5 separate regions of the Homo sapiens genome follow, and all the other regions are linked to region 1. A link is a contact called in ENCODE Hi-C data. All regions are on one chromosome and are shown on one strand. The core of a region is the stretch at or near the end of the contact, and the rest is flanking DNA. Distances in the headings are between cores, read along the strand shown.

Region 1 (3,360 bases), core at 592-3,091:
AAACCCTGTAGTTTTCAAATCAGAAGGAATTAATTTATACAATAACAAATTATACATGCTATCTATATCAAAAAAGGTTGTTAAATGTCAAAGAATAAGAAAGTAGCTTTCCATTCCCACCTTCCTGTCTTAGAATTAATCTACCCACAAGCCAGATCAAGTCAAACCAAGAAGTGATGATAGCATTTATCAGATATTTGCCCTGTGCCAGGTACTGTTTTAAGTACTTTACTTGTATTTACTTGTGCAATTACTAGCACCATCCTGTGATGTCATATCATAACCCCATTTTACAGCTGTAAGTATACTGAGGCGAAGAAATATTAAGTAACTTCCCCAAAGCCAAAGCTGGTAGATGGCAGAGCAAGGGTTTACACCCTGGCAACTATATACTAGTCTGAGCTCTAGAGAAGAGTTCTTAACCACTAGGCAACATTTCTCACAAGAATGATGAAATGGTAATTTGAAATATTCCACCAATCTCATCGTGGCAGGAGAGATGTAATTTTTCAAGGTATGAACCTTTTACCTCTGTCAGTTTCTAGTCCAAGAAACAGTGGATTCAATTGCAAGTGGGAAAGTGAGTACCACAATGGGTCAAACTAGGCCCAAGATTATTCAAAAATAGACAAAGCATCAGAAGCCTGGAAAGAATCACTGAATGACAGAGTTCAGTCAGGAAAGAGACAAGCGAAAGTTAGGATAAGCAGATGGTGAATCTTATTTCTACTGGGTTGTGTGACTGCTTTGAGAGAGAAAATGCTACCTTCCCTTTTCTTTTATGTTGAATCAATATACAAATACATTGACTCAAAAAGAATTAGGAAAAAGGAGAGCAGCAGGAATACAAGTGGGCTCTTTGAAGACTTGGACCCCGAACCGCGCGGTTAGCTTGATGTACTCTGGTATAAGTGAGCAAAAATGTATTAGAAAGCAGGTTAAAGAGAGGTTAAAGGCATGACCACCGGACTGGAGGTAGTGAGCGGTCTGCGAAGCTGAGAACTCTGCCTAAAATGGGCTAACAGGGACGAGAGTTTCAAGTGTCTGTATTTGGGATGAGGAGGTATGAAAGTGGACGCTGCGCGGTGGCAGAGCATGCAGTTTCTGCCTTTGGGCAGCACTCAGGTAAAAAGGGGCAGGTGTGGAGGTATACAGGTATAGAGGAGGAGAGAAGCCAGAGGAAAAGAAGGGGCGAGGCCCGGGGGTAAAACTAAAGGGGATCCTGGAAGGTGGAGGCTGGGAAATCAAGGAGGGATTGGGGGCAACCCCGGGGAAAGTGGTGCCGCCGCGCGAGGGAAGGGCGGTCCGGGGGCGTGGGAGGTAGTCCCCAGAGCAGGCCGGAGCTCGCCGCCCGAGCAGGGGTCCGGGACCCAGAGAGCAGAGGGCGCAGTGAGGCGCGAGCAGGAGGCCGCCGGTCTACGGAGAGCCGGGGGAGGGGAGCAAGCGCCTGGGGCTGCCGCGGGGACTGGGGGGAGGGGAAGGGGCGCCTACCTGGACGTGCTGGGCGGCAGCGGTCAGTCCTGGTGGAGACTCCTCTCCCGCTGAGGCGGTGGCCGTGTCCGCCCTGGGAGCCCGAGGCTGCGGTGGTGGCAGCAGGGGTGATGGCGGCAAGTCCCTGTGGCGGCCGCCTCCGCCGAACCGCATCCCTCCTCCCCGACCCGCCCTCCTTCCCTATCTCCCGCTCCTAAACTTCTTCCCCGGGATAAACAAACCCGCCGCCAGGGGCGGCCACCTCCGCCACTCCCGCCCCCGCGCAGCCCCCACCCCCCCGCCGCGGGCCCGTCTGGGCTCCGGCTTCCGAGTTACGACTCCAGCCCCGGCTCCAGCCCGCGAGGGCGCGTGCGCGCGGCGGCGGCGGCGGCGGCTCCTGGGCCCTTGCTCCCTCCTACAGCGCCGGGCACTTCCGGGCGGGCCCGGATTTGCCGCCGCGCTTGGGAAGCCGCCACCGCCGCCGCTGCTGCATGGCACTAGGCTCCCGGCGGGGCAGGTTCCGCAGCCGGCACCGCTCTGGCTAGGCGCACGGAGGCGCCTTGCTTAGTCTGACCCTTATTTGGCCAGGCGTAAAACTTGTCCTGCCTAAAAGCCTACTGAGACCTCCTAACTGGTCTAATCCGCGGGAGACGCCAAAGGCGGCGGCCGTTTGTGCGCACAGGATTTTTCTTGGAGCTGTAGCAGTCTAGGAAGCCAGGGTGGAACTTTTGCTAAGCTCCCGTTGTAAGCCCAGAGCTGTAATAACTGCTGAGACACAACCAGCAGTATACAGGCTCCAGTTGGAAATCGAGAACTTTCCAGGTAGATGAAGTGCCCCATGGAGCAGTTTTCAGGTGGAGGGGATGAGGCTCAGCTGGAAGTCTCAGGCCAGAAGGAGAGGCTGCCGAGGGGCGGCCAGGGATGCCTAGGAAGTGAGCGCAGAAGACCAGGCGGCCTCCTGGGACCGCACGGTGGGAAATAAAGCTGCACCTGCACAAATGTGTGAAGAGAGGATGGGATTGCCTTGTCTCTTCGGACATTTAGTTTAAAAAGGGGGTGACAACTGAACTTTTTATTCCCCACGGCCATGGGACAAAGATACTTAATCGAGCTACCAGGAGTAAACTTCTTTAAAGAAGTTTGGGGGACCAACAATCCCGGCTTTGCCAGAACAGACATGAACGTCATTCAAGGATCCCAACTCTTTTTGCTTTAACTGTGCATACGTCAGCAATTTTTGTTTTGTTTTGTTTTTGACAGGGCTGTCACCCAGGCTGGAGTGCAGTGGTGCCATCACAGCTCACTGCAGCCTCGACCTCCTAGGCTAAAGTGATCCTCCCAACTCAGCCTCCCGTAGCTGGGACTACAGGAATGTGCCACGCCCAGGTAATCTTAATTTTTTGTGGAGACGAGGTCTTGCTATGTGGCCCAAGCAGATCTCGAACTCCTGAGCTCAAGGGATCCTCCCACCTTGGTCTCCCAAAGTGCTGGGATTTGCAGGCGTGAACCACCACACCTGGCCATAAACCAACTTCTCATTGCTTACCTGGCTTTCCAAGAAAAGAGAGAGGGCAGAGGGAAAATATTTATTATTTTGCTATGTACTGAGTATTCTAAGCATGGACTTGTATCGTCTCTGTTCTCTCAACAACCTCTCTAAAACTTCAACGTAGAAATTTCCATCTTAAAATTAAGCGACAAGAACTAGAAATGGCAAGTAATTCATCCAGAGGTTACTGGGATTTGAATACTGGACAGGCAGATCCCCCTCATTTCAAATTAATACTACATTAGCTGTCTTTTTTATTTCTTTTTTCTTTTTGTTTGTTTGAGACAGGATCTCGCTTTGTACGCCAGGCTGGAGTGCAGTGGCGCGATCCTGGGTCACCT
Region 2 (3,360 bases), core at 311-2,810, 4.6 Mb before region 1:
GCGATTCAAAAATAACAGTTGATGCAAAGACAAATGTATTTGTTATGACTTAGTCAAGTTAAACTTTTAGAGACATCTTTTAATGATTTTTTTTAAAAAAATGCTTTGGGGAGGGTTGGCAGCAGAAGAAAGTTTGTTCTTTCAATTTAGGAAAATGAGCCCAGTCATGCAAGCTAGACAGACACAACAAGGACCTAAATGAAGAAGCTATACATAAATGGATGCTTTTTTCACAGAATAATCTAATGCTCCAGTCAGTCTCTAAACATTTATTGGGATTTATTGCATATACAGAAGTTATTTGGAGGACTCCAGTTCTCTCTAATCATTACCCTCTGCTCCTGCTTTTTTAGGAGCAGCTATAAATTCAAGAAGAGGTGGAAAATCGGCAGACTGCCAACCAAATTCAACCCACAGACATATGTTGTTGGGCCTGAACAATGTTTTGGAATGTTTTGAATCAATTTCCAATTGAAAAATGAGGGTTGTTACTTTTAAAAAAAAACAGAAAAGTATGTCTATATGTCTTCTCTTGAAAATTCATAAAATGTGGCAAACTGATCCAGGTGTGTATGGTAAGAGACAGCTGCGGGTGGACAGCTTCTACATCCTATAGACAAGGCATCATATAGACGTTCTCTTGTCTACAGGTCCTCTCCTACCCACTTATCTTGTATAGATATCCCAACTGGCCTGCAGGCATTCCCGACTGTGGCTCGTAGTGTCAATCACCCCTAGGAACATTGCTCCTCTGATGTATGGGTTGAATGGTGATTGTGCTGCCTATTAAGTCAATATTATTTTCAGTATTTCATTATTTTTAAATCTAAGCTGGTAAGATCGCAAATGAAGAGCAGAACCAGGAGACTGCATTTGCATTTGCATTTGTACTACTGCTTTAGAAAGAGGATCGTCAGACATTCACATTACTTCATTTATTCTTACAATTTTCTCAACATGATCTTAGTTACAACGAGTAGGATATTGTGCTGTGCTCTTTGCTCTTGCTAAGCAAGTTCCCCTTTTCCTCCCTCTCTTTTCTCTGCCTCCTCTACTGTTTCTATTATATTTTGGCAGATAATTATATCCTGCCTTATATTGGTTTCTGTTCTCTATTTGAGCTGTGTGTCTCTTCTGCCCAAATTGACTGTGGGCTCCTTAAAGTCAGACACTGTATTTGTCAGTGTTGTTGCTCTGTATTGTACTTAGGACATTATAGACACTTGGTCCCATGCCTTGCTCTCATTAATTCAATGCCCTAATACCAACTGGTTTCAGAATTAGTACTGAAATTGGTATATTCATTCAGCACTGTCTGAAATCCCCTGTCTTGAACTCCCCCAGGCCATGAGCATTTCCAGCATGTTCAAGTTTGCCACCAAGATTAGAATGACTGTGACTCCAAATCCCAAGTGTTGTTGGATTCCTGTGTTTCCTGCATACCTCTCCACATCTAAAGCTGCCAAATGTATGCACCATACAGCTCATCATGGTCAGGAGAAGTCAGATCACTGCATTTCACCTTCCCCCATCCCTGCTCCAGGGTGTGTATGCTCTACACATCTGCCATGCTGACTGGTCTCCAGGTTTTTTGTCAAGCTGGTTTCCCACCCTGAACCTACTGCCCACTTGCTAATCCCCTTTGCTAATGCCAGACTTCAAACCTAAAGCTCAATGCCAGCTGGCCATAGGATACAGCAAGCTTTCTGTGGACAGCACCATAGCTGGTTGTCTTCCCAGCATTTTGTCAGCACGTGGGTTCCCCTCTGCTGCACCTTGTTCTCATTAAGTGGATGCGCTAACACCAATTGCTTTCAAAATTAGGACTGAGTTGGGATATTCATTCAACCTACATATATAGAATCCTGAGTTGGTTTCCTCAAAGGAAAATTAAACAAAAGAAAGGAAGAAAAAAAAAGACAAAAGACTTCTTTACTGGGTTAGCAATCTATACTCTCAGGACTTCCTAGTTTCCTTTTATATGTTCCCTTCTCAGAATTATTTTTCTAGGACCCTAGTAGATCTGTCTTGTGGACTATCTACCTTACTACCTTACCACTCCATGCAAAAATTTAGATTTAAAATAAAAGTGCATGAAGAGAATTCTACTTTCTTTTCTCTCCTCGTGTTTGCTGTTTTTCTTTGCTTCATTTTAATTTCAGGCATAAGAGTCAGTGGCTGCCTACCTGTTTTTGAATTGTTTTATGTGATAAATATTAATTCTTCATAATTAAAGGGTATTTTTGGTGAGGGTACATCTTGAGCTGCTTGAAGGAAAACTACCATATCAACTAAAAATTGGTAAACAAACAAGAAAAGAGTTATCTCTTCTTCCCTTTGCCCACACAGCTATACTATACTCCCCCACACAGCTGTATTGAGAAAATGAAACTAATAGCAAGAAATTGCTTTTGATGAGTTTCATAATTTTATCATAATACTTAGAATTGAAATAAACCAAAATTATCATAGCATGATTTTTACATCATAGTGAAGAAAAAAAAGTCACTCTTTGATTCAAGACCTGATAAAACAATTACTACTGCTACTCTTACCACCGCGTTTAACCTTTTTAAAGTGATTTACTATGTGCCTCATGCAGGGTAAACATCTTTACATACATCATTTTATATTTTTTCCTTGGGAGGAAACTCACCATTTTACAGATGAGCCAATGCAGACTCAGAAAGATTAAGTAACTTGCCCAAAATATCATACAGGATCTAGCAAGTGGTAGGGCCCAGAGTTGAGTTTTATTTTTTCTGACTTCCCAGCTTGTGCTTTTAATACCACTACTATCTCTGTAAGAAAGAAAAAAGTTCCGTACTAAAATTTGAGAAAAAGTATGTTTTAATGGTTATACCTGAAATGTGTCCTAGCCCTTCTGTGTCCTCCCGCAATTCAATTTCTCCATGCTTCACTGCCTTTTTCTACGAAGTCTACTAAAAGCTCCCACTTTGTCACTGGCTTTCTAGAATTACCAAGTAAAATAACATATGCAAAACGACTTTTAAAATTCTAAATAGAATATAAATAGATGATAGACATTATTACTTGCATTAGTTAACTCAAACCCAACTATCACCCTAAAGCCTTAAAATACATTTATAAGAAGCAAAATAAAGAGGCAAGAGAAATAGCAATATAAAAGCCTGAGACTCTTTTGCCATAATCTAGACAAGACTCAATAGATGACCAATAGTGACCATGATGATACGTGCAAACGGAAAGAAAGGAATAAATGCTGCTTGAGTATGGCAATTGATTGGATGTATGGAATAAGTGGTATGGAATACATGATATGGATGATATCATGTCCCTTAATAATATGACTTCAGGAGTAGAGATGTAATCGAAATT
Region 3 (3,360 bases), core at 447-2,946, 4.3 Mb after region 1:
TGCCCTTGCAAACTATAGGCATCACTGCTCTAGGAGTCTCTTGGAAGAACCTGTAAGTCTTGACTCCCACCAACCCCTGCCCCCAATCCCCGGCTTCCTTCTCAGCCCCCAACTACTTCATCACATCAATAACAAAGTATGAGAAACACAGAAAAATGAAACACATGAGCAACTTTCAACTGACTGTTTCCTTCTCTCTTTAGACCACAAAGTCTCCCTGCTCTAATGAGATTATTACCCATCATGAAAGGACATAGCATCTAGCGTTCTGATTTCTCCACTCAGAGATACACCTCAGAAGGCAGCTTCTCAGCTGTGAAAGAAGTTGGCCTTTGCAATCCTCTCTTAGAAGTCTGCTTCGGAATTATTCAAGAGAGCCAGAGTCAAACCTAGAGTGTTGTGCATGAATAGAGAGGCAATCTGGTGTGGCAGAGAGGCTTGGGAATTAGATTCAGATTAAAATCTCTGCACTGACATAAGCCAGCCCTGTGCCCTCTTGAAGTTACAGAAATGAAGATCCAGTTTCCTTATCTGTAAAATGTCTACCTGCAGGGTTTAAATTTGCAAAGGGCCTAGTCTAGTGACCGATCCTTGATGAGAGTTACTGGAGAAGTCTCATGACTCCTACAATGAGCCCCAGAGGCCTCTGTGAGTAAGGTGGAAGGACCTAGCCTTCTGCCTGATCTAAATACATTAAGATCTGCCTTTGCTGACCTAGTTTTATTCTAAAGCAGTTGTGGTTTTCTTTCTTCCCTTCAGTTCCTTTTCTCAAAGGATGTAAGCATATCTGTGTGAAACACATAAAAAAAATGCACCAAGTGTCAGCAAAATGTTACTGTAACTGATAAAAAGGCATTTTCTATCTTGTCCATCAGTTTTGATGAGGAAGCAAAGCAGACTAGCCCAATTCCTAGCATTGGTAAAGATTGCTACTTCAAAGAATTTTCTGGGTCAGCACCTAAAAGTCTGAAATCCATTCCACTGAATTCATTATGACCCATAGTAATACCCCATCTCTCAAAGCAAAACTACACTGTGATTCATTGCATAGAGCCATTCCCTGGTAGACACTATATTTTAGACTTATGAATAAAACAAGTACAGAAAACAAAATAAAACACAGAACCAGCCCTGTACCCTTATATTTTACAATCTACAAAAAACAAAGTCAGATTTACACATACCTGGAAAACAACTCACGATGACATCATTTTAAGCTAACTGAATCTTGGATTCAAGAAGAATCAATGTCTATACTATTCTTCTAGCATAAAACCTGTTGTGGCAGTTTTAACTTTTTAACTTAAGAAAGTTATGACCTTAGGTCACTAGACAGAATTACATTACTCAAATGTATTCTTGGCAAACTCTTTGGGGATATAATTCACTCTGCAAGGAAAAACTGGTAATTGCCACCAATATCTCACACACATGTACATACAAGAAGACACACCATAACACACCATAACAACCACCACCCACAGAATCAAGAAGACCCATGCCATTCTTAAATGAAAATGTGCACCAGTTAAGAAATAATCTAACATCTCAGGTTAGCAGGAAGTGCCACACTCCAACCTAACAAGAAAAATGGGCATTAAAAAAACATTACATAGGTCTGTGGTCTATTAACAGTAACCTGTTAGTATCAACTTCCTGGTTTGGTATTGTAACAGAGCATGAAATCTGGGGAAGGATGGGTCCGTGGGTCTCTTTGTACTGTTTTTACAACTTCCTGTGAAATTATTTCAAAATAAATTGTTTTCTAAGCATTACTTATTGGGTATCATCCTGTTTGGGGAGATTTTTCAAGATGTAGAAGCCCTTTCCCAAGGCCCCTCTTCAGCTAATGGGTCCAGAATAGGATATACACCTAAATACTTTGAAAAGGGTTCTGGTTCCTAGATGATCTGAAACTCCTCCCCTGTTGAGTAAGAACCACCACCAAATGGCAGGTAAATCACTGAAGACATTTAACAGTGCTGAGGCCACCATATTTGATATTGGCTGCTGTGTAGAGGATGGGTTTGAAGGGTGGCTCATGAAAATCCGGGTGAGAAATGAGTCCAATAAAGGCCTGAACAGGGTAGTGGCAGTCCAGTCATAATAAGAAACCAAATGCTAGAAATACTTAAGAGGTCAAATCAGCAGGACAGTGGGCAATGACTAACTGGAAGGAATGAGGGAAGACGAGGAGGAGGAGGAGGAGTATAGAATGACCACTAGGCTTCCAGCTTGGGCAGCTGAGGAAAAGGTGACATGTCATTCACCAAGACAGGAAAATGGAGGAGCTGGTTTGTGAGGGAGGATGGCTGCCTGAAGCTTCCACAGAGCAATAGTACTATATCATATATTGCAGACAGAACGATCTTTGTCTAGAGAGGTAATTCCTTCTTCCTCAACTCACTGGGTGTAAAGTACCAGGGGACAGACAACTCGGCACAGCAGGCAAGAAGGACCAGCCACTACTCAGCCATGTCAGCCACTTGGCCCCGCCCTGGTCTGATCATTTTCACAGCCAGCCACAAACCCAGTGATCTTTCCCCAAATACCTCCAGTGGGTAGAGAGCTACTCAACCAAGCTGCTCCCCACAGGTTCTAGAGGGTCTGGGTTTCTAACATTTCTATTAAAAGAACTCCAGAGGGTGAATGAGGGAAATCATCCATCAATAAATCAAGCAACTAATTATTTCACTTTGCCATAATCTCTTTAAGAAATGGTGTTCCAAAGTGAAAGGAAGAATTCCACATGAGAAGACATCAAGACAGCCTATGAAGATCTTGACATAGGAATTTGTACATTGCTACACAGGAAGCATTTACCACCCACCACAGAGGAATGCAGTTTATTTGATAATTATTTGTCTAGGTTATAAACCCTTTTTGTAACAGTTTACTGAAATATAATTCACATACCATACAATTAACCAACTTAAAATATACAATATAATGGTTTTTACTGGGCTCAGAGTTGTACAAGCATTACAACAATCAGCTTTATAACTTTTCTCCCATATAAGTGCCAACCAGGCTCAACTCTGCTTAGCTTCCAATATCAGAACAGATTGGACACATTCAAGGTAGTGTGGCTGTAGAGAATTTCATATAACATTTTATCATACCCAAAAGAAACCCACACCCTTTAGCTACCACCTCCTAACCCCTCCTCCTCCCCACTCCAGCTCTAAGCAAGCACTCATTCTACTTTGGTGTCTCTATAGATATGCCTATTCTGGACACTTGATATAAATAGAATCATAATATGCAGTGTTCTTTGACAGCTTTCTTTCACAAGGTCCAATGTTGTAGCACATATCAGTGCTTCATTTTGTTTACAGCCAAACAATATTCCATTGAATA
Region 4 (3,360 bases), core at 330-2,829, 4.2 Mb after region 1:
TTGTCACTCAACAACAGGTCATCTTCTACAGACCAAGTCTGCTCTGCAAAACACAGCATGATCTAAATTCCATTTGCAATTTTTTTCCAAGTATTTGTGTGTGTATGTGTATGTATATATATATGTGTGTGTATATATATATGTGTATATATGTGTATATATATGTATATATGTATATATATGTATATATATATTTGTGTGTGTATGCAAAGTATCAGAAAAATACACACTGAAATGTTAATTGTGGTTATTGCCTGGAGTAGTAGACTTATGTGTAATTTTTTTCTTTTTTTGCTTGTCTACAGCTTCCAACTTTTTCTATATTAAACATAAAAGAAAAATAAGTTACATCCCATATGTGTATTTTTTTACTCTTTCTGATTTCAAAAAGAATTCTGAAAAAAATTCTTTAAAGAAAAAGCAACAAGTACACAAAGATTCCTTTCAAAGTGAGGGCAGTTAGAGACAAGGGCAAGAAGAAGAGCAACATAACCTCAAGAAGCCAAAGGTTAAAACTCACCAGCATGCAAGTGCCAGTGTCATATTTATTGGCTGGAGGGAGGAACACAATTGGCTCTAAGTTTACTGGCTTCCATAGAACATTCCTCCCCATCCTCTTCACCTCACCCCCACCAGCCTTAATTAAGTTTTGTTTAGGGAAAGATGAGAATATTTTTCAGCATTCCCTGAACTCACTCCCACATGAGATCACATGGTTCCTGAAATGTGTTCAGGGAGAAGGAGCTAGCTGCAAACACAACCAATAGAGCCCTAACTATACTAACCCACTGACTCCAGGGGAAAGTGTGTCTGCATACACCAGCTCAGAACCCCCAAAATGGCATTGCTTTAATTTCCTAAAGATGCCTCTCTGTGTGCAATTCACTGCTTATGAAGGCAGTGGCAAAGGACATTCAGTCCATGACAAGACCATATCTGGGAGCTTCTAGGGCCATTTCAAGGCCAAGGCACACTTTAATGGAGAGGTCCCAGAAACAGTGCTTACCATAAGCTGTCATGACTCCAGCGTATGGCCCATCCACCACATTCCTGTTTTCTTCTGCCAGTGCCTTGATGTACCTTTTGCTGAGGTCCAGGATCTGCTCGCGCAGCATGGAGCTGCTTTCAGGCTGAGTTCGCTGCTGGATGGTAAAGTGCAGAAGCATCATACCCCAAATGAAGCCAAAAGTCACCAGGAAAAAGCCCAGCTTCTGAGAGGACAACTTCCACGGAGTGAAGAGAGCCATTGCTCTCTGGCAACTTCACCTGTCCTTGGCTCTTAACGCGTAGAAGATAGACACAAATTCATGGTGTAGGTTGAGTGTGAGAGTCTGCTGGTCTCACTCTGGCTCCTGTGTCAGCTGGTTGCCTTTCCTCACTTCCATTCTGCTGTGAAGGAGGAGAAGAATTAGCCAAGTGGTCATGGCACAATACAGCAAAATAAACCAGAAGCCATGTTTTCACTTGAATACCTCTAAGTAAAATGTCAACTCTTAAATTTGCTGGTTCAATATCTTATGATTCAGGAACTGTAAGCTGAGGGGAAATCTGGCTAGGCAACAAGAAGCTAAGCAATTATGAAGGGGGAAGTGTGCGTCTGCGTGTGTTAACAGGTGTAGTGGGGCTGTTCCAGCCTGGACCAAATTCAAAACAGGAAGTTTGTTTTGCAAGGTGGGGAGGAGACAGAAGGATATTTGGCGGAATGTCAGCAAAAACGGGGAGGGTGGAGTCATATCACCATCAGGCCCTTTTGTGTGCCTGTAACTTAAGCTTACAAAGTCATTATTATGTGCTTCTGGCAAGGACTAGAACATGCAACTGGTGAGGTGAGCAAGAAAGTGGATGCCCCCTTGGGGGTAACTAGACAAAGAAGAGGTAGATTGCTACATCTTATTTGAGCATGGCCAGCTTTCACCATCAGTGTTTAGTGATGAGATGGCTCTCTCAGGGCCACCAGGCAACCTCTCTAGGTGCACCAGCACAGAGAAGATATGCCAGAGGTACAAGCAGGGGTATTGCTTTCCCAGCTACATGAGGAAAAGGTACACCTCACTGCTCACTTGCATGCTGTAGCACAAGAAATGTGGAACACCTGGCAGGCAGATTTTCTGTGGTTCTCACTTTCACTCCCACCATGAGGCAAAATGAGACATTAAAAGGCAGAGTAGTTTCAATATTAATGCAGCCAGATCCTATCTAATGCCAGCACAGACCAGGCCACTCTTCTCAATCAGGGCTTCCCAACAAGTAGGACCTGAGCATAGGTTGCAAATGGTTACCAGCATGCCCACCCCTTCAGCCAGAGTCCTGGGCCCAATACCAGTCAGCTTACGAATAGCGCCATTTTCTAAGTGCCACTCAAGGGAGAGGCTGAGCAATGATCCGATCCCTTATAAGAGACTAACCCAGGCTGTACTTCAGAGTGTACATACATGCTTCAGTCAAAGGATTCTTCTTTGCAAGCGGCCCAAAAGAAAATGGTAGCAGGATCTTGAAGCAATTAGCTTTCAGAGCCCTGGATCACTGTTGGTCTGCCTCTTACTGTTTTCCCATTGCCTATCAACAGAGTAAAAATAAATTATAAATTCTAGCTATATCCCAGATATTGTGACATACCATCTTTTGTGGCTTTGCTCACTGAATCCTCAGAAGTTCTATATGGTAAGAAGTATGAATATTATCGTCTCTGTTTTATTAGAAACATGAGAAAATAAAGGTAAAAGGTGATTAACTTGGCAAAGGTCAGCCAGCTATGTGGCAGAGGACTGATCATCTAGGCATGGCCCAGGGGTTATTAAACCATGCCCCACCTTCCCTACATCATCCTCACTCCCCCAACAGCCTGTTTGTATATGGCAGAGAATGATATATATATGCTTAATGGGTCATGAAAAGCAATAAAAAATATGTAACAGATACTCTTTGTAGCCCAGAAGGCCTAAAATATTTACTATCTACCTCTTAACAGAGAAGGTTTGCCAACCTCTCAATTCTAGACCAGTGGTTCTCCAAATGTGGTCCCAAACTCAGTAACAGCAGCATCACCAGTGAGAAATGTGAATTCTCAGGCCCCACCCACACCCACTGAATCAGCAACTGAGGAGATGTGGTCCACAGCCTATCCTTTAACAAGCCTCGAGGTGATTCTGATGCACACTCATGTTTCAGAGCCCTTGACCAGGCAGCCTGATTCCAGACCCATACATTCCATCACTATTCAACACCCACCACAATGCCTATTAAAATGAGGCTCAACCTCTGTCTTGTACTATCATAACGTAAGTTCCTCTGCCCCATCACACCCCTCTCCCACTACGTACCTGCTGGTCTGCTCATTACCATAAACCCTGCACATGCTTC
Region 5 (3,360 bases), core at 231-2,730, 4.2 Mb after region 1:
AATTATGACAAATTCTCCCTTGCCCTGTCCCACGGTCTGTCCGTGTCCCCATAACACCAGCTTCACCCTAACGTGGGTCTCAAATTCTTTCTCCCTGGGCCATAGGAACATCTCTAACCCAGGGCATTCTCCTCCTAACTGAAGATTAAATGCAGTCTCTCTCACCCATTCATATGCATTTCACTCCACATGGCCCATAATTATTCTCTGGAAATACAGACCTCACACCTATTCATCCTCCTACTTTAAACCTCTCATCAACTGCCACGGCCCAGGGAACAAAATAGAAACTCCTTCATTTAACATTGAAAATGCATCACAAATCCCAATTAACTCTCTAGTCTCATTTTCTTCAATATTGCTCCAAGTATGCTGTCAAGGGTATTTTCTGATGTAAAGTAGATCTTTGGGGACCTGTCTTGTTTTCTTTAACTTATTTAATTTACTCTCTCATATCTTGATAATTATATACTTTGCTTAAAATAACAAAGAATTTCTTCTAAAACATTCTGCAATTTAAACCCATTCTCTAAGACTACTTTGTACCATTGTTATCCGGAATTAGTGGTCCTTTCACGAGAAGAAATAATTACCTTCTATAGAAGCAGAAGTAAAATGTACATTGCCAAAAGCACACTGTGGGCCAGGAAAGGAGTTCCTTAAGGGCAGGATCCTAAAATAGTCTTCTGGGAGTTTCTAAAATCTCTTTCCTTGGAGGCCTCCAAGACCAGTGGCAAAGCTAAATGAGGTGGAGATTGGCGGGCGGCGGGGGTGGGGGGGCTTGTGAACAGCCTTGCTAGGAAAAGGGAAAGGAACTTTAGGTCTCAGCTGGCAATCAGGAAACTTCAGCGTCTCAGGCGTCTTTCTGCACTAACCATAGGTGAAAATATCTGCTGGCACCAGATTCTAACAGTATCTCATAGATCGGAATTTCACAAACCTGCCACAATTGACATTTGGGGCTGGATACTTCTATTATGGGCAGTGTCTTATATATTGTAGGATGCTTTTTGCAGCATCTCTTGTCCTCATCTATTAGAAATAAATAGGCCAGTCACAGTGGCTCATGCTTGTAATCCCAGCACTTTGGGAGGCTGAGGTGGGAGGATCGTTTGAGCCTAGGAGCCCAACCAGCCTGGGCAACATAGCAAGACCCCATTCTCTACAAAAAATAAGAAAAAAGAATTTGCCGGGCATGATGGCACATTGCCTGTAGTCCCAGCTACTCAGAAGGCTGAGGCGGCAGGGGGTGGGGACATGGAAGGTCGAGGCTGCAAAGAGCTGTGATAGTGCCACTGCATTCTGGCCTGAGCAACAGAGCGAGACTGTCTCAAAAAAAAAAAAAAAAAAAAAAAAAGGAAATAGCACCTCTTCATTTGTGAAAACCAAAATGTGTCCTGACATTGACATGTGTCCCCTGGGGGCAAAATCGCCCACAGCTGTTAATCACTGCTATAAATTCACTTCCTCAAAGATCACCATCACTTCTGAACTGTCTTTCTTCTTCTAAATAAAAACAAAATATCCTTGACCACACAAAGTGAAAACCATACCAACAAAGACAAGCATTTTTCTGTAAAGATACCAAAAGAATAGCTTCTGACAAGGGTCCACATATTTATTGTTACCATTGCAAATAACAAAACAGAAAGTGACAGGTAGATAGACAGAACATATTTGCTTCTTGCTCAACTTAATAGGAAGCCACCTGCAATCTCATCTCTCTCCCGTCTCTCAGTAGCATCTGGGATCTCACTGACATACCAGTATCTGACCCTGGGAAAGTCATCTGCTGAGCCACTGCCCAGGGGTGGAGCTGGGACACTTCAGGTGCTACTTCAACACAAACTGATGACATGGGTACACATACAAGGAAAGAGCACAGGTACAACTAAATTTCAAGGTCCATTAGCAGCACAAAGAGGGGGAAATTGCACTTCCAAATGCAAGCCCTGGAACTCAGCAGGGACATTTTTCATTTTCAACTTTCAAATGGTAAGAATAATAATAATGGTTGCTGTTTTTAAGAACAGCTTCCAAATTCAAATACATTGCACTTCAACCCCAAATACTAGAAAGTGTTGCATATCGCTCCCCACTTTGGAAAAAATGCAGGGTTGCTGTAAGTTCAACTTGGATTAAATACCAGGAAACTGTCGCTTGAGTTATACCTGTACCTTTGATTTTGTGGTTCTGCTTCCCAAGTGACCTTGCAATTATTAAGTCATCACAACACCACTTGGATGCTATCATTATGGTTTTGGCTTTTAAGGAACAGTCAGCACTGGCCAGTTATTCAGCTGACCTTGAATGACAACTCTTTATTGAGAGTATAAATAAATGTGTACACATGCACATACATACACTACCCCGTAGAGAGCTACACAATGTTCTTGTCCTCTAAAGTATCACAATCTAGGATTGTAACTATCACATCTAGGATTGTAACTATCACATCCTATGAAGCCTCCACATCCCATAACCATTGATGGGAAGTTCAGTCCTGACCAACAAAAAAGGCAGTCCCACTTCTTAGGCGGTGTCTGCTAAGGTCTGAGAACTAGGGAAACGAAATACCAAGTCCGACTTCTAGGCAAATCACCACAAATGTAAATTGAGAAGAAGAACTATAAGAAGAAACTCTTCCAGGTGGTGAAACCAAATGCTGTTCCCTCCAATAGAAACCAATCCATGTGAGCAATATTTACTGAATTATCTTCAACAGGTAAGGCTACAATCAAGACACTATGGGCAGAACAAAGATATATCAGACATTCAGTCCTTAGAAGGCAAGCATTTTCATGATCAGATATGTATACTTTTTACCTTTTCCCCATTTCAGGTACATGACAAAGAACCACAGATCCAATCCTATTCGCTCCACTTCCTCACTTAAGATCACAAAACTAGAGAAAGACAGAATGGGTCTTTCTAAAATTCAAAGCATCATTCTAAAAGGAGAGAATTTTGACGAAGGCCCTTCAAGCCCTTTCAGAAAGTGAATATGGAGAAATTAATTTACTGTGTGATTGGTGGAAGGGTGGGGATTTTAAAAATCTGCTTTTTCATTCCTTTGAGTCCCCTTTCTCTTCAACAAGACAAACAGAGCTCAAAAATCCAGTTCAATCTGATTTCTTGATTTTAATAAAGCTCATTTCCACCTAAATTTCCCTAGGGGCAAATTTACTTTCACATTAAAAAACCCTCGGTGATAAATTTGTGAAGATAAGCCATACTGGATAAAAGCTACACAGAACACAGCTAGAGAGAAAAAATAAGGAGACACACAGACACACACACACACACACACACAGAGCTATCCCCCTAAAGAAAATAAATTTAGGGAATCCTTCTTCAATT

The links. A loop is a pair of places that touch in the nucleus more often than their neighbours do. Pooled maps may share reads with other maps.
Region 2: a loop to region 1 is called in a map of naive thymus-derived CD4-positive, alpha-beta T cell, with 8 times the contacts of the local background. The contact joins the enhancer-like site here to the promoter of SPOPL in region 1. A Hi-C loop is called at or near these places in 1 of 168 maps with a recorded cell type or tissue (naive thymus-derived CD4-positive, alpha-beta T cell), 2 of 37 single-sample maps with no recorded cell type and 2 of 50 pooled maps.
Region 3: a pooled map shows a loop between it and region 1 (7-fold over the local background). The contact joins the enhancer-like site here to the promoter of SPOPL in region 1. A Hi-C loop is called at or near these places in 6 of 50 pooled maps.
Region 4: a pooled map shows a loop between it and region 1 (6-fold over the local background). The contact joins the promoter of MGAT5 here to the promoter of SPOPL in region 1. A Hi-C loop is called at or near these places in 5 of 50 pooled maps.
Region 5: a loop to region 1 is called in a pooled map, with 2.1 times the contacts of the local background. The contact joins the enhancer-like site here to the promoter of SPOPL in region 1. A Hi-C loop is called at or near these places in 4 of 50 pooled maps.

Annotation. Positions count from the first base shown.
Region 1 is chr2:138,500,251-138,503,610 of GRCh38, reverse strand. SPOPL (speckle type BTB/POZ protein like) reads right to left here and starts at 1,841. Exons shown (of 11, transcript NM_001001664.3): 1 at 1,492-1,841. It overlaps SPOPL-DT (SPOPL divergent transcript), which reads left to right and starts at 1,916. Exons shown (of 2, transcript NR_187149.1): 1 at 1,916-2,292; 2 at 2,731-3,360. RefSeq lists silencers at 1,156-1,205, 1,406-1,945.
Region 2 is chr2:143,139,232-143,142,591 of GRCh38, reverse strand. All of the region lies in intron 1 of ARHGAP15 (Rho GTPase activating protein 15), which reads right to left. Among named protein-coding and RNA genes, the nearest start is that of ARHGAP15, 11 kb to the right of the region's middle. RefSeq lists an enhancer at 832-971. Within about 2 kb of position 1,560, at least 4 of the 41 ENCODE cell types and tissues checked have a DNase peak (open chromatin) inside an H3K27ac peak, as active enhancers do.
Region 3 is chr2:134,230,932-134,234,291 of GRCh38, reverse strand. It overlaps a transcript of MGAT5 not described here and the pseudogene RNA5SP104. Among named protein-coding and RNA genes, the nearest start is that of MGAT5, 21 kb to the left of the region's middle. Within about 2 kb of position 1,696, at least 9 of the 41 ENCODE cell types and tissues checked have a DNase peak (open chromatin) inside an H3K27ac peak, as active enhancers do.
Region 4 is chr2:134,252,291-134,255,650 of GRCh38, reverse strand. It overlaps MGAT5 (alpha-1,6-mannosylglycoprotein 6-beta-N-acetylglucosaminyltransferase), which reads right to left and starts at 1,579. Exons shown (of 16, transcript NM_002410.5): 1 at 1,007-1,579. The coding sequence starts at 1,247.
Region 5 is chr2:134,273,576-134,276,935 of GRCh38, reverse strand. All of the region lies in intron 2 of MGAT5 (alpha-1,6-mannosylglycoprotein 6-beta-N-acetylglucosaminyltransferase), which reads right to left. Among named protein-coding and RNA genes, the nearest start is that of MGAT5, 21 kb to the right of the region's middle. Within about 2 kb of position 1,480, at least 3 of the 41 ENCODE cell types and tissues checked have a DNase peak (open chromatin) inside an H3K27ac peak, as active enhancers do.